Linked DNA regions of Homo sapiens: region 1 is linked to region 2. A link is a loop called in an ENCODE intact Hi-C map of the cell type or tissue named here. Cell type or tissue: sigmoid colon. All regions are shown on one strand.

Evidence for each region. A loop is a pair of places that touch in the nucleus more often than their neighbours do. Peaks named below come from ENCODE experiments on the same cell type or tissue, not always from the same donor. Only the 100,000 strongest peaks of a DNase experiment are listed, where the experiment ranks them.
Region 1: a loop joins it to region 2, with 3 times the contacts of the local background. A loop is called at or near these places in 6 of 110 quality-filtered maps.

The regions. Positions count from the first base shown.
Region 1 is chr4:174,314,726-174,322,725 of GRCh38, reverse strand. It overlaps CEP44 (centrosomal protein 44), which reads right to left. Exons shown (of 12, transcript NM_001040157.3): 10 at 6,436-6,560; 11 at 6,159-6,196; 12 at 2,398-5,391. The coding sequence ends at 5,343. Among named protein-coding and RNA genes, the nearest start is that of CEP44, 35 kb to the right of the region's middle. In sigmoid colon, a CTCF peak has its summit at 3,358 (motif pointing right); no DNase peak of the experiment used is centred here.
Region 2 is chr4:173,314,822-173,322,821 of GRCh38, reverse strand. It overlaps GALNT7 (polypeptide N-acetylgalactosaminyltransferase 7), which reads right to left. Exons shown (of 12, transcript NM_017423.3): 10 at 5,090-5,188; 11 at 4,263-4,391; 12 at 1-1,242. The coding sequence ends at 1,105. Among named protein-coding and RNA genes, the nearest start is that of HMGB2, 16 kb to the left of the region's middle. In sigmoid colon, CTCF peaks have their summits at 3,774 and 3,977; no DNase peak of the experiment used is centred here.

The DNA of each region.
Region 1 (8,000 bases), 1.0 Mb before region 2:
TATGGGGGATGGGAGGACATCTTAATTGTTTGTCAAGCCACAAAATAAAATGAGAATGTCCTATGTACCAAGCATTGTGCTAAGCATGGAGAATACATCAGTAAACAAAATTCAGGATCTCTTTTCACATAACACTCATAGTTTCGCAGGGAGGACAACCTTGAGCAACAATTGCAAATAGTAGGTTTATAATGTACAAACCGAAATGAAGAAAAATTACAGGGTGCTTTTCATAGCATAAACAGGGAATCTAAACTATTCTAGGGACCTAGGGGGCATTATTTGGAGGGAGTTATGTTTAATCTGAAGCCCCTATGATGAGTAGAATTCTACCAGCCAATGTGGTGCAGAGGATAGGAAATGAAGAGTGGAGAACAAATGAACATTTTAGGTGATGGAAGAGCATTTGTAAAGTCATGGAAAGCCCAGCACATTCAGAAAGTGGAAAAGCATAGTATATAAAAAGTGAAGGTGGAAGAGAATGATGATTTTAAAAAATGGTGCGAAATTGAGAGGATAATTGGAATACTGAAATGCTTTTAAACTTTAAACATTTTTCTACTTTCTCATGGCAGTGTGAAAAAATAAATAAATTTTAAACATTTTGATGTTTGTTACTGATCTTCATTTAAAAGTCCTCAGCTGTGGTGTTGTTTTAAATGTCCTAGTGTGAATATCAACAAACAATGATCAGAATTTAAAAACAATAATCAGATTCTTACCCAGTAAATCAAAGCTTACTTAAACAGAAGATGGCAAATCTGAAGCAAGATACATATTGATTGGGTAAAGTTTAAGAACTCCTAGTGGTTTCTGTTTTCCTCTCCTCTCGCTCTCTTTGCACCTAATTCATCTATGGAAACTGCTTTCTAAATATTGTATTTTCTTAAACTTAAGATGCTTTTTTTACTCCTTCATTTACTTCATTTTACTACTCAAATGAGATTTCCTTGACAAATGATTTTCAGAAAAAGTTTGTAAGACCATATAATACTGAATTTTAAATTAAATGTGAAACATGGATCTCTAATAATTGCTTTCCATATCTTCAGAAAAGTCACCCTATGACATAATAGAGAAAAACAAATATGTATGCAGAATATTGCCTGTTGTACTTTGGGCAACATAATTAAAAGTAAAAAACTAGGAAATTTTTCAACATAAACACAGATATTTCAAAGATGGAGGCTAATGGTATGAATTGTGCATGCTTAGTAAAGAATCATTATTGATGAGGACCAAACAAGTTATTTGTACAAAGCTTACACCTAATTTTGAAGAAAGGATGTTTTAATTCCTATTTATATATTATTTGACTGAGGAAAAAAAATCATTTAACTAAATGCACTCAAAACCCTAAAACGCTAACCAAAGGTGCTAAGGAGGCCAAGATACTAAATGTGAATTGCAAGAAGCTGTATATATTTAGATAAAAGCAATTCCGGAGAATCTGAATTTGAAGGCTTAGATTCAAATGTTAGTTATGATAATAAAACAAGAAGTATGTGAATGTAAACTAATATTTCTTGAACTTAAAGTACCTACAAATGTCTTTGGGTTCTTTGTGTAATGAAGAATCTAATGTAGTAAGTAGGTCAAGAGCAGGGCTTGAGATTTTGCACTTCTAACAAGATTCCAGACGGAACCAATTAGGCAAGATAACAGATTAAACACTAGTGTAGTATCTTTTTGCTATCTCTCAGTCCAGATACTAGATTGAAGATAGTCCTTAAACTGGAAGTACTACATTTGCTCCAAATCCCATTATTTCCCTCCATCTCCACTGTCATCATAATTCAAGTCACTCTTACTATGTTTCTTCGATTACTGTAATAGTCTCCCACTGATTTCTCTGCCTCTAGTTTTGCCCCCTTACCCATTCTCCATATTAAAGCGGTAAAATAAATCCTTCAAAAACTCAGATCTGGTTATCATATTCTGCTGCTTAAATGGTTCAGTAAATAAGATACAAGCTGCCCCTTGGGCCTGTGTCAACTGACCTCTAGCCACACACACACACATACACACACACACACACACAGAGCACACTCAGTATGCTAGCCCTAGTGAATTTCTTTCAAATGCTCTTCCTTTCAAGCCTTTGTTTATGCTAGTCCTTTTGCGTAAACCATCTTCCCTGGCTATATTCTGTTCACTCTTTAGGACTTAAGATAAACATCACTTCCTTCCACGCTGATCAGTTTGATGCCTTCAGTTTCAAAGAAAGGAGACAAACCTGGGGACTGTTAAAAAGTAAAAATCAAAGTTACAATGTTATTTGAGCTCAAAAAGTGTTGTAGTTTATAAAATTGAGAAGGTTATATTAATTTTTATGCTTCCTGAAGAGTGTATCAATTATATAAAGTTATGAGTAATGAATGGCATGAAACAAAGTCCCAACGTTTTCAAGTTTTATTTTTAAAATATATTACAACATCACATTAAAAACAGTAGAGGAAAACAAGCAAACATGATAGAATTACTTTTTTCCAACTCAATAGTACTTAGCTTTACCTAGAATTTTCATACAGTTGATGCTAACTTCTTCTGAACCCTTTCTGACTAGTATTTTACCTTATGTATTCTTTATAGTATTTCCATATAATCTTTACCGAGACCTATTCAGAGCATAACATAGACAGGGCAGCACAAGCAACTGACACCTTTGTTGGTAGTACAGTGTTTTTTCAACCAGTTTATGAGAGAATGAAAAGAATGAAAGTGAAAATTTTACTTAACTTAGGGTTATGTAGCTCTAGGTAATCTCTTCAGAACTCCCCTGCTTCACCTTCTCAAGTTAATCAACAGTGGCTAGTTTATAACTAGAAACCACTTACCAAATTGCCTAAACAAGAAAACTTTTTAAAATAACAATTTGCTGATCTGTCCAATAACTCCAATAAAGTTGAATTTGCTTTATTTTTCCAAAAATTATGTTGTCTAGATAAAGACTCTTTGTAAGTGTAAATGTATGATATATTGAGTTGATTTTTAGTCCCTATTAGAGAGTTGTTAGACAAGTTATTAAAGTTTAAGAAAATTTGGATTCTAAATTTCCACCTGATAACATATATGAAATATTTTATATTTTCAATATATACTTACTTATATTTTGCACACTGTATATAAACTAGGAGATTAGAAATGTTTTAAGTCCCTTCTCTGTGTGTATATCTGCACTATATAAAGAAAAAAAGAAAGGGTAGAAAGAGACTTAACTTTTTTTCTATCTTCCATAAGAAAACTTCAAAAATGTTTCTTTTTAAAATTGAATTTTTCAAAAGGGAAAAAATATTATCCTGTTTGATGGGAAATCACTTGTTTTAACAAAAGGTAAAATACTGGCATGTTAACCACAAGGTGGTGCTATAATTCCATGCTGGTACTGATATTTTAGGAGTTAATCGATACAGAAGTTTTTTCCCTTATAACTATAACCTCTTAACCTCTTAATTTTTATAAATGTACTTCTCTCACAATTGAAAAAATTAAAGCTAACATGCTTCATTAATTCTGGAAATATTTACTGAAACTCTGTTAAATTCAAAATTGTATGTTTCTGTAGGCTACCATTTTAAAGTTCTGATGACCAACTGTTTATTAGAATACTAAAAATGTGGCCAAGCATGGTGACTCACCCATGGAATCTAGCACTTTGGGACATCCAGGTGGGCGAGTAGCTTTAGCTCACGAGTTTGAGAACAGACTGGGCAACATGGTGAAACCCTGTCTCTACAAAAATACAAAAATTAGCCAGGCATGACGGTACAGGCCTATAGTCCCAGCTACTCAGGAGGCTGAAGCACAAGAATCGCTTGAACTCGGTAGGCAGAAGGTGCAGTGAGCCGAGATCACGCCAGTGCACTCCAGCCTGGGCAATAGAGTGAGACCCTGTTTCAAAAAGAAAAAAAAAAAAAACAAAGGAATTCTAAAAATGTTTTCTTAAAAGTGATTTCTTACACTGTTTCAAATTCACAAACACAAAAAAAATTTAAGTGATTTCTACTCATATAACAATATTTTATATTTGACAGTGTAATATAGAATTATACATACATACCATAAATAGATGAATAAATAAAATATAATCAGATGGTCCATATAATATTAAAAAAAATACTAATTTTCCTTCCAAATAATGAAGTCAATTTTCTTGAGGATTTTCTGATTACTGGAACACTTTTATCTACAAGTTTAAAAAAAGATAATTCATATAGTAGTAATATTAAAAATAAATTTCATTTTTCCATTGATTTACCTTCAGCTAAGACTTTTCTCTCCAAAAAATGTGTAACTTTTCATCATTAAAAAAACAAAACACAACACCTCACTGTGTATCTTTTAACGGTGGCTAGAATGGCTACATTCTCTTTCTGTTACACTGGTCTTAAAAAGTGTTACGCCGGAGGCCAAGACAGGCAGATCACCTGAGGTCAGGAGTTTGAGACCAGCCTGACCAACACGGAGAAACCCTGTCTCTAATAAAAATACAAAATTAGCTGGGCATGGTGGTGCATGCCTATAATCCCAGCTACTCAGGAGGCTGAGGCACAAGAATCACTTGAACCCGGTAGGCAGAGGTTGCGGTGAGCCAAGATCGTGCTATTGCACTCCAGCCTGGGCAACAACAGCGAAACTCCATCCCCCCCTCCAAAAAAATTATACAATAGAGCATACTAAAATGTTCAACACATTTCTCATGGTGAACCTTGAGACCATAGTCCTCTTGGTCTAAACTTGAGGACCATAGTCCTCCAGCCTGTTTCCCAGTACAAAAGGAGAATCTTAACCTTAATTTCTCAGTGTTAATTGGAAAGGTATTGATGTTTTTGACCAAGCATGAAATAACTGCCTTTTTGTTTTATTTAATTTTCAATGAGCATTTTTAACTGTTCATTATAACTTATTCATCAGTACAGATGCCAAGATGGTATATATGAGAGCCTCCTGGGTATAATACACAAGTCCCATTTGGAATGTTTCCAACAGGATGTAAACCATAGTCCTCAAGCCTGTGCTTTAAAAAACATTACTTAGCACACTGCCAACAAATGTCAACACAGAAATACAGTGCTGTAATGACTTCACTCTGTAAGAGAAATATACTGGAACATGAGTTTTTCCTAAAAAAAAAAAAAGTGACACAAGGTAAAGCAGTATAATCATTGCTCAAAAATATTAAAAGAGTTATTCAATAATGAATGCAAAAATTCATATACCAAATGGAATCCAAATTGTCAAAAACTGCAGTATTGCAGTATATTAAAATTGTATAAAGAATTCTTAAAATATACAATATGTATAGTAACCAAAGTCCTAGAAAAAAGTTCATGTAGAAAATCCTACAAGTAGTGATTTGGACATTTCAGTAACTCTGCAGTTTCTTCAAACCTGAAATATAATAAATAATATATTAAGTAAATCAATAATTCATAATAAAGCATAGCATTTTAGTTGTTGAAATTATGCTTTTTAGCCTAAAATAAATTTGAATATTTTTCTTATCTATAAGTACAGTTACTATGAATAAACTTAAGTATGACCAGAGGGAAGACAAAGAGGAGTCGATTATGAGTCATATTCTTGAAGTGTAAGTTAAGTACTTTTTGCATTTCTAAATAATATTATAATTTTCTATAGTAGTAGGCTGCATAATCATCTTATATGCAATTTCATTTCATATTTCCTTTGAACTGCTCTTTAGAAAAATCACACCATTTGTACTAGACAAAAACATCATTTTTAGTATCTCATCAATAACTTGCCGAAAAACACCAGTGATATTTTCACAACACTGAAAATGTCTCCAAACCATCCATCTATATATATTATTTAATATTTTGATAAATCAGTTATCAAAAATAGATAATACTCTTGATTAGTTACCAACCAAAAATATCTTTGTATTCTCTCTGCAGTTAATTCCATTAACAATTCCAACAAGTTTTAAATCGCTTGTTGGAAACTAAAACAGTGACTCATCTCACAAACACATAACTGTAGGTGGATTTATTATCCAGTGGAGTCCTGAAGGAAATTCCACACCTGATTGAGAGACCTTTAAGGTTTGAAACACACATGCACATTCTATATATACTGTAATCCAATACAATTCCCTATAGAGAAATGAATTTCTGTTGCCCCTTTCTGTTACTTACATTTTTTTCATCCTTTCCATTTTCTGGATTGTTGTTTCCTTTAATTTAAAAAGCAACAAATTTAGATGATTTCTCAAAGTAAACCATCATCAAAGATGGACCGAGAATGTACAAAACACAGTTTGAAACATTGCATTAAGTACTGTTTACTTATGAAAGAATTTTGAGAGACTAAGATTCGCGTTTGCTATTTTTCTTGCTAGCAATATTTACAACAAAAGCTAATGCTTGCTTGTTTTCCTCATTTAGAAAGGAAATAATCTAAGCATTTTCTTACCTCTGAAATCTCATTCAAACCACAGTAATTAACAGTAGAGGCTCTGGGAGTTGAATCTGATGATGCTGTACTATAGCCAGAGGACAGAGGAATACTTGCTGGCCTCTCTACTTCGCTTTTTCTGTCTGTGAAGAAATTAAGTTTTAGATTACCTTTTCCTTTCACAGAAGAGTCAAATATCTAAAAATATTATTTACAGATGGAAGAAAAACATACTATTTTAATTAAAAATGGCTATCCGCATAGATCAAAGAGTTTTTAGTACTCTTAAGGTAACAGCTTTCATATGGAGATCTAGATGTTAAAAATTGCCCAATAAAAATTACAAAAGGCAGTATTATTATCATGATAGCAATCAGTTTGAATAAACAGGTAAGTTAATAATTTATTTTAAAATATAACCTATTGAATCAATCATGTATATTCTTTTCTTTTTTTTTTTTTTTTTTTGAGACGGAGTCTCGCTCTGTCGCCCAGGCAGGAGTGCAGTGGCGCGATCTCGGCTCACTGCAAGCTCCGCCTCCCGGGTTCACGCCATTCTCCTGCCTCAGCCTCCCGAGTAGCTGGGACTACAGGCGCCAGCTACCACGCCCGGCTAATTTTTTGTATTTTTAGTAGAGACAGGGTTTCACCGTATTCTTTTCTTAAAATGGTGATATTTACATTAAATAATTAGTATCCATGAATTTGTCATGATGCTTTTATTCAGCAACATTTAAGCATTTCACAAATTTTTTTACTACTGTTCTGTGGCAAGTGACAACTATTACTATAACTGACCATATATATCTTTTAAAAATCAAGAAACATTCTAACTTGATTTGACATATATGAAAATAAGTAATGCAAAAATTTAAGATCCACAGATTTCTTTTTCTAAAAAACGGAAAAACCTAACATTTCAAATATCCTGATAATATTAATTTGACAAAATGATGGCATCTCCCCTACAAAAATATCAATTAGAGAAGATTACGGATAATGTAATAAATCCTACAAACCCTGTGTTTCAGTCAGAATACATTTGGCTGCAAAAGCAATGCAAAAAAAAAAAAAAATTAGACACCCATTTAAATTGGTTCACATAAAGAGAGCTTTATTGTAAGCCTACACAGACAACCTTAATTGGGGAACAAACTATTACCACTGAGAACTGAAACAACTAGAAGACTAATTTTTATCTCTCATAGAGCCACAGTCTCTTTTGCCTACTTCTGCCATTTGCTCCATCCCTCAGCTCTTCTCTGTAGAATGGCTTTCTCTGCTGACTCATCAGCGTAAACTTCCACCACATGGCCAGCCCGGCCCAGGCTCAATATCATTTGACTAACTAACTCGTGGTGTCCTAATTCCAAATGCTAAGAGAGAGAATGTAATTTGACTCATCACACTTTGAACTGGAATTCTCTGGGTCAGGTGTCTACTCTTAATCCAATTAGCTAAGCCTGGAGGTCAAGATTACAGGGTGTAATTCTGAAGACTACCTAAACCCAGATCTTTTAGTAGGAGCTATGGACAAGAGGTTATTTTAAGAAATAATTTGAAATTAGGCAGGAACTATATCT
Region 2 (8,000 bases):
AAAATATAAATGAAACATCAGTTCACTCTTGGCTTCACAGGTTGCACAGCTTAGGTTATAATGCACACAAGTTTTATAAGGCCTAATCTAACAAGGGCTTGGAAAGTCTTACCTCAGTCAGAATGAACCTTTGATGTGTTTATAACGGTGTTTTGTTGTTTTTGTCACCCTCGCTTTCAAGGGATAACAATAACAACTGATAATAGTTTTCTGTATTGGCAGGTATTGGAGAAAAGTAAATCCCAAATGTCAGTGGACAATTTTTCTCTAGTTGGAAGACTCCTTTGCAATCCTAGAAGTAGGTATGGACAGAGGGCACTGGGAATGCCAGTAGGTAAGGGAGTGAATGCTACACAACTTCCAACCCTATGGGACAGCCTTGGGATGTTCCATATTGTCATTTCTTTTTCAAGCCATACAAAGTTCAACTTTATAGCAAATGGCAGCACATAAATTCATTTCTGAGTAGTAAAAGTATTCCCCATACAGGTGACAAGTCCATCATTACCATCCTATAGATTTCATCACAAGCTCTTGAAATATATACTGAGAAATGAAAGAGGCACTAAATGTGTTGAAATTCACCTTTCAAAAAAGCAGCATGACTGTGAAGGAAGGCCACCTTGGCTAATAACCTGTGGCAGTGCTTCAAAAAGATGTAAAATTAAATAAAGACACAACAGGTTGATAATCACCAAGTTATATATGAAAGTCTGGCTACTCCAACCTTTTTTCAAGTGTGTTAAAAATAAAAATCAAACTGCCTTTCAGACCCCTGAGTGTAATCCCAAAGAAGACAACATGCTTTAACTCTGTCTAATAAAACAGAGCTAAAGGCACAAATTACCAACATCATCTTAAAACACAACAAAAAGATGTAAACATCTACAAAGTTTAAGGTAAAAGCAGTCTTGTAAACAGTAACTGCAGATGATAATGTTATTGTAAAATCACAGTTTATCAATGTCCTTCAAACTGATCAGGAGGTTCCAGGTTTGGAGCTATACAGAGTTAATAACAATAGTTGCAGCAGGTTTCAGGCGGTTTTCAGTCCTGTATAAATTTACTTGTCAGTAGGTAGGTTATTGGTTTATTTTTTTCTCTCTAAACACTATGGATGTTATTCATTTCCCATTTTTGAGTCGTTTTACTGGAGTCACAATTGGAGATGAATACTTGATGCAGGACCTCTGAGCGATCTAAACACTTTCCTGAAGGAATATGAGTAAATCTGTGCAGGTTCTGGAAAACACAGTAAGAAAAAAGTTTCAAATTTGGACCCTTGATATCACTGACATCAGAAATCATCACTTGACTTTCATGAGGAGACAGTTTAAGGAAATGGAAAAGCTTCTCAACCACACCTCAGACTTTGGATTTCTCTTGATTGTCAGTTTTCTGGATTTCTCTTGATTGTCAGTTTTCTAAGTCCTAAGATCTTTCATTGTTAAGTCACAATATACTGCTGGTATCTCACACTCAATGTATACAAACCTAAATTCATTATCTGCCCCTCCAAATCTATGTCTCTTGTTCCTATCCTGGCTAATGACATTCCCAGCTCTCTAGTCCTTAGGAAATACTGCACTTTTCCTCATTCACTCACATACCAGTCACTAAGGATGGATATGTGCAATGTCTCTGGTTTATATTCCTTCCCATCGCCACTGCAGATGCCCTGGTTTGGCCCTCACCATATGCTGTAGGTTTCTTCAATATAGCTCAGAGCTTCTCAAAGTCTGGTCCTCAGACTATCCAGGATTGGGTCTGTAAGGCCGAAACTATTTTCATCATAATACGAAGACACCATTGCCTTTTCACTTTAGCAACATTTATACCGATAGTGCAAAAGCAATGGTGAGTAAAACTGATGGTGCCTTAGCATGAATCAAACTATGCTAGTACCTATAGTTGTATTGCTCATGGCCACACACAGTTGAAAAGTAAATGCCGGTTTCACTTAAGGATGTCACTGATGAAGGAGCAAAACATTCGTTTTATTCAGTCTTGACCCCTCAGTATACTTAAAAAAAATTCTATGAGATGAAGTGGGAAGTACGTATCAAGTACTTCCATATAATGAGGTACAATGCTCAAGGATATCAGTCTACACTGGAAATAACTTTTAAGAAACTACCACTTAATTATTAAGTTGTGGTGTACAATAAAAAAACAGCCACAATTATATGAACGGCTATTAAAGTACTCGCTCCCTTTACAAACTGTATGCTTGTGTGGGGCTGGGTTTCCCTCATATACTTGAACGAAAACAACATTTCAGATCAGACCAAATGAAGCAGGAGTATGAGAATCCAGCTGTCTTCTTCTATTAAACCAGACATTAAAGAGATTTGCAAAAATACAGAATTCCATTCTTCTCACTATTTTTTGTGGGTAAACATAGTTATTTTTCATTAAAAATGTCATTTACATTAATGTTTAATAAGTATATTATTATTACTTTTAGATGAATTAATATATAAAAACTTTACAAATTTCTCAGACACTTTCCAGTTCTGGAAATATTGCTAGTGATAACCTATATAAACAAAAGCAATTTGGGGGTGGGGGAGCTCAAAAATTTTTAAGAGTGTAAAGGGAATCCAGAGGACAGAAAGTTTGAGAACTGCTGCTCAAGCTGATCTCGTTGCTTCATCAGTCCATACCTCACGTTTCCAGAATTATTTTCCTAAAAGTAGCCATTGTTTTCCATCACTACCTTCCTCAAATAAGGTCTATCCCTCTCCAAAACTTAAAAAATGAAGTTCGGTGCTCTTTCCTCCAAAGCACAATTGAGGGATACCAAATGAAATACAATTCTTTGAATTTTCTACATGTTTTCATGCCACATCTTTGCTCATCCAGGCTTTCTTATTTACTTTCCATGGAAAGCCTTTTTACACTTCAGGACTTGTGCAATGACACTTCCTCTATGAAACTCCTCAGCAGTAATTCCTCCCATGAATCACTCTTTTCTGTCCTATGGCATTTTGCTTATCTCTATTTTTGCATTTCTTTCTTCTCTGCCATTATATAATAGCGTGCTTTAGCTATATTTTTGAACTCCCCTACAGTCTAACATATTATTGGTCCCCAAGTGAATGTTCAGTAATATCTAACACACAAATGTATATTCAGTGCTGCGTCTTTAAAATACCTAAAACATGTTATGTGTCATTTTTTGTTCAATTACTTCTTGATGTAGTTTCTGGTGTGTTAGCCCTCTTTTACTATTTTGCTAATATTGTTCTCACTGACCCCTACTATTTATTGCTATTATATATCCTTTTTTTTTGTGAAAATAAATGCTCCACTCTTTAAGGTTTATGCTATTCTTCTCCTTCCTAACTTGTTATAAGAAACAAAATCATCAATTGATACGTGCTTATCACTTCCTGGAAATTATCTGTAAATGACAGTAACAGGGAATGTTAAGCTAGGTCATATCATTATTACATAGCAAACAAGTCCTTGCTTGCATGACAGATGGGATATGATAACAAATACTGGGTGAGTAAATAAAATGGAGGGTTGACAGATTTTTTTAGTGTGAGGCAGCTTTCCCCACTTTTTGTTTAATAATAAATTGATTTATGTTAGCCAAATCTAGAATTTGAAAACTATACATAAATCTATTAATATGTTGTAATCCTCAACTTGCCACAGAGCTTTAAATACTCACAGCTGAAACACAAAGCTACCCCAGCAGTGTCACGTGAATAACTAAATTTGACCATTAAAGTAAGCAACTAGCTACATTTATCCCACTGTATTTAGCACACAACAATGATAAAGACGTTATGAAAGCCTAGATTTCAAGTTTTATTTGTTTGTCTCTATCTCCACCTGCTGGACAATATCAAATATTAACCAAATTTTTAATAGTATAAATATATTTAAATATATTTTACTTTAATGAATGATTCATTTACATTTCAAAAATCAGATTTTGATGAGAGCAATGGTGATGACTGCCTCACAGAACACTGACTTTCTTGTATTACTAAAATTAGCAGTGCTCTTTATAGACATCATCGTGGCCTCATTACATGACAATATTGTAAGAGAGAACAAAAGTGATGCCTCATTATAGAACAATGAGTCATCCAGTGCTCAGGAAAACCTATGCAAGGGACTAAATGAGAGGAAAATGCAAGTGAATTTGAATGCAGGTTTTAAGATTTATTTATCTAAATTCCACATGCTAGATGTTACTGAAAATGAAAAGCATATAATATTTCAGAAGTTAAAATGCAGAATACCTTGAAGTACTGCCATTCCTTAAATTCATTTAGATTACAGTGTGTAATCATAACTTTTGATCCATCAGCTCCCTTTGTCAAACACTGGTCATACTGCATGAGTTGATTTGCTTCATTGATTCTGAAAAGCTGTAAAAGGAAAAGAGAGAATTAAGTAACAGAGGCACCTTCCCTGCTGATGTGCATTTGAAAAGAAAGAAACTTAACTCCTATAATTAAATTGAATGACTAACTTATTTTTCCATAATTTTGTTTAGAACTGTAAGTCCACAGACAAATTATATTTATTTTGATGTTAGTGAAGATCCTTATTAACACTGAAATCATTAAGTTCTTTAGTCTCTAAGATACCAAATGGGTCACTAACACAAATTTATTAAGTACCAACAATGTGAAAAAATGAAAAAGCAAAAACATACCCACATAAGTAAGAGAATATATATTAGTGAAATATACATTACTGGCAGTAACACTCTATTTGCAAAAAGATGAGGATTAGTGAGCAATACTTGCAAAAAATTGTTAGGGAGCTAGGCTTACATAGTTACGGTAGTGACAAATATATACTCCCACAGGAATATATTTTAATCCCTTATATTAGACATTAATTCTAGATTCTGACTGCTTATGTGAAAACCAATACTGCTATTATTCCCATCATTTAAGTGAATGTTTTAACACTGTCAATTTTTTTACAGAATGTTTTACTTTATCAAAACAAACAAAATTACCAAATCGAAAACCAAAGTACAAAGATCACTCTGTGATCAATAAACCTGATGGCCCTCAATACGGAACAACTTAAACACAAAAGTAAGGTGGTTTACCTGATTCCCTCCCATCCTGTGGCAGGGTCCTAGTTCAACAAAGCCTCCATTTGTTTTTCCCATGCTATCAATGCAGTAAGCAGTTTCGAAGCCTCTGATCTAAAAAAATGAATAAAGACGCAAAAAGCAGGCAACAGTTTAGTTTTTGATGAACTCTGGCATCAGAATTTAACATTTCATGTTAAATATTACAGTTTACAGGGAAAATCTGGGTATGTGTAGTGACAGGTTATTACTGGATTGTCAATCTTTACATAGTTTTGAAATAACTTATGGTCTTGAAGTCAACACTGGAATGGGTTCTTTCTCTAAGAGCAAAGGACTATACATTTCCGTAAAATACCACAGAGAAAAAAAAAGTTACCATTAATTGCAATTTCAGAATCACAGTAATTCATGTGAATGAGAAGCAAATAGAGAACCTAACCACAGTGGTAATAAACACTGGCCTGGCCCTAGATATCTAGAACAGACTGGATTTGTAAGGGACCTCTCCCAAATGGCTATGCAGCACTTTTGGTAGCTGCCTGTAGGGGTCTAGGGTGCATAGGCCATGCATGGCACATGACCAGGCAGTGAGGCTTTTCTCTATAAACGTAGATGAAAAGCAAACACAGGTTTCCATCTTTGGAATGTACATTTTGTATGAAAAGAACTATTTTTGGAAAAGCCATTTATTTCTCTGAATTATAAATCGCTATACTATTTGGATAAAATGTTTTATTCTTGCATTCAGTCAGCAAATATGGACTGTGCACCTATAATGATAACAGGTTTTGAGGATATGAAGAGGTGCAAGTCATGGTCCTCACCGCCTGTAGAGAGACAGAGGGGTAGTGGACCAGTCAGGACAGAGGTGTGAATGTACAGAGGAAGAGCTGCTCACCCTGCCTGGAGGAGCTCCAAAGACTGCCCCAAGAGACACCTTTAAAACAGGTAGGGGTTTACCCTGGAATGTTAAGGAAATGCCGAGAAATGAAGTATAAAGTGCAGATGTCAGAATGGGAAGAGGTTAAACTGAAGATATACTTGGGAGTGAGACAGTAAAAGGAGGACAGAAAATTCCATTTATTCATTCATGTATTTATTCAATCATCAAATATTAAGTACCTGATGTGTGCCAGGCATGTTGTAGGCTCTGAAACACTAGTGAACAAAATAAAGACACCTACCCCAGTAATGGGCATGCCACAGTGAATGTGGGCCCCTGCCTCCATTCACTCTGGGAATGTAAGGGAAAAAAGACAGAATATAAGTTAAAAAACATAGTAGACAATTTGTCTGTTATGGCAAAAGGTGATAAGTGTGGTGAAAAAAAGGAAAAGAAGAGGAAGTTAGGGTGGGAGCTAGGGCGTTGGGAAGTAACAAGGTGGACCTCACTGAGAAGTGGTAGGTCAGCAGACTTGAAGGAGGTGTGAGAGCTGGCCATGCATGCGTGTATCTGCAAGGAAGCATTCCTGGCAGAGGGAACAGCACAGGCAGGCACATGCCTGGAGGGAGTCTGAGGACCAGTAAGGACATGGGGCTGGAGTGGAGTGGGGAGAGCAGTAGCAGGTGAGGCCAGAGAGGAATGGGGACAGATGTTGTGGATCTTGGAGACTACCAGAAAGGACTTTGTCTTCACTCATAGGTGAAGGTGCAGGGTTTCTAGCAGAAGAAGGACATGATTTGCCTTTATTTTAAAACAGTCACTCTGACTGCTGTATTTGAAATAGGCTGTAGGAGAGTCAACAAGTTAGTCTCAGTGAGAGATGATGGTGGCTTAGACCAGGCAACAAGGGATCAGATTCTGGAACTAGATATGAAGTGCGAGACAAAGACAGGATTCATGGAAGACTCCAAAGTTTTTGACCAAGAAATCAGCAAAGATGGGTTGGGGGGAGGAGATAGGAAGTTCAATTTAGGCTATGTCGAGTTTGAAATGCCTGTTACACATTCAAGTCCTGATGTTAAGCATACAGTTGGATATACTTGTCTGGGCCCTCAGAGAGAGATCTGTGTGTTGAAAGGCTTATGGTCTAGTTGGAGTTAAACATAATTTGCTGTAATAGGACAGGTAAAATAAGAGTATAGGGAAAAAGTATATTAAAGCAAGAAGTACAGAGAGAGCAGCATGAGTGTCCTCTGTTGGTTTTTCCTTCTATTCCTGAACTCTAAATGCTGGCGTTTCTGACGGATGGGTCTAGTCTTCTCTTCTCTATCTGTGTTTTCTCCCTCGGGGACCTCATTCAGTCCCATGAAACGACCTACCTGCTGATGGCCCCAAATGCACATCTCCAGAGTGGCCTCTCTTCTGGACTTTGGCATCATACAACCTACAATCTATGATCAGTAGGCCTTAATGGCTCTACCTGGACGCCTAGCAGGTACTTCACATGCCCAGAACACCAACAGAAGCCTTGCCCCCTCCATTCACTCCCCTACTATCTTCCCAATCTCAGCAGCCACCTAATCAGCTACTCAAAACAACCTCGATGTCATTCTGGCCCTTATCCCTTCACACACCAACCCATAAGGAATCCACTCCCAGATGAACTATGCTTCCGCAGTTGGTCAGCTTCCCTTCATCTCCACTCTCTGATTGGCTGACTCTTTATCATTCAGATCTGAGAGCGAATGTCACCTCCTCAGAGAGGCTTTCCTTACCCTGCCCTTAAGTCCTCTTGACAGTATTATGTGTCATTATCATTTATCACCATCTGTCATTATCATTTTTGTTTTCTCAGACTTTTTTGGTCTCTCTCCCCAGGTAGCATGCCAGTTCCCTGAGAAAAACGACTTTGCTTCTCTGGTTTTCTGTCTAGAAGAGTGACTGGCACATAGTAGGCCCTCAACCAATATTTGCTGAACATAATTAAGCAGAGGGATGTAGACTTGAACGTTCATGGCAGGTTTAGTGTACCTGTGAGGC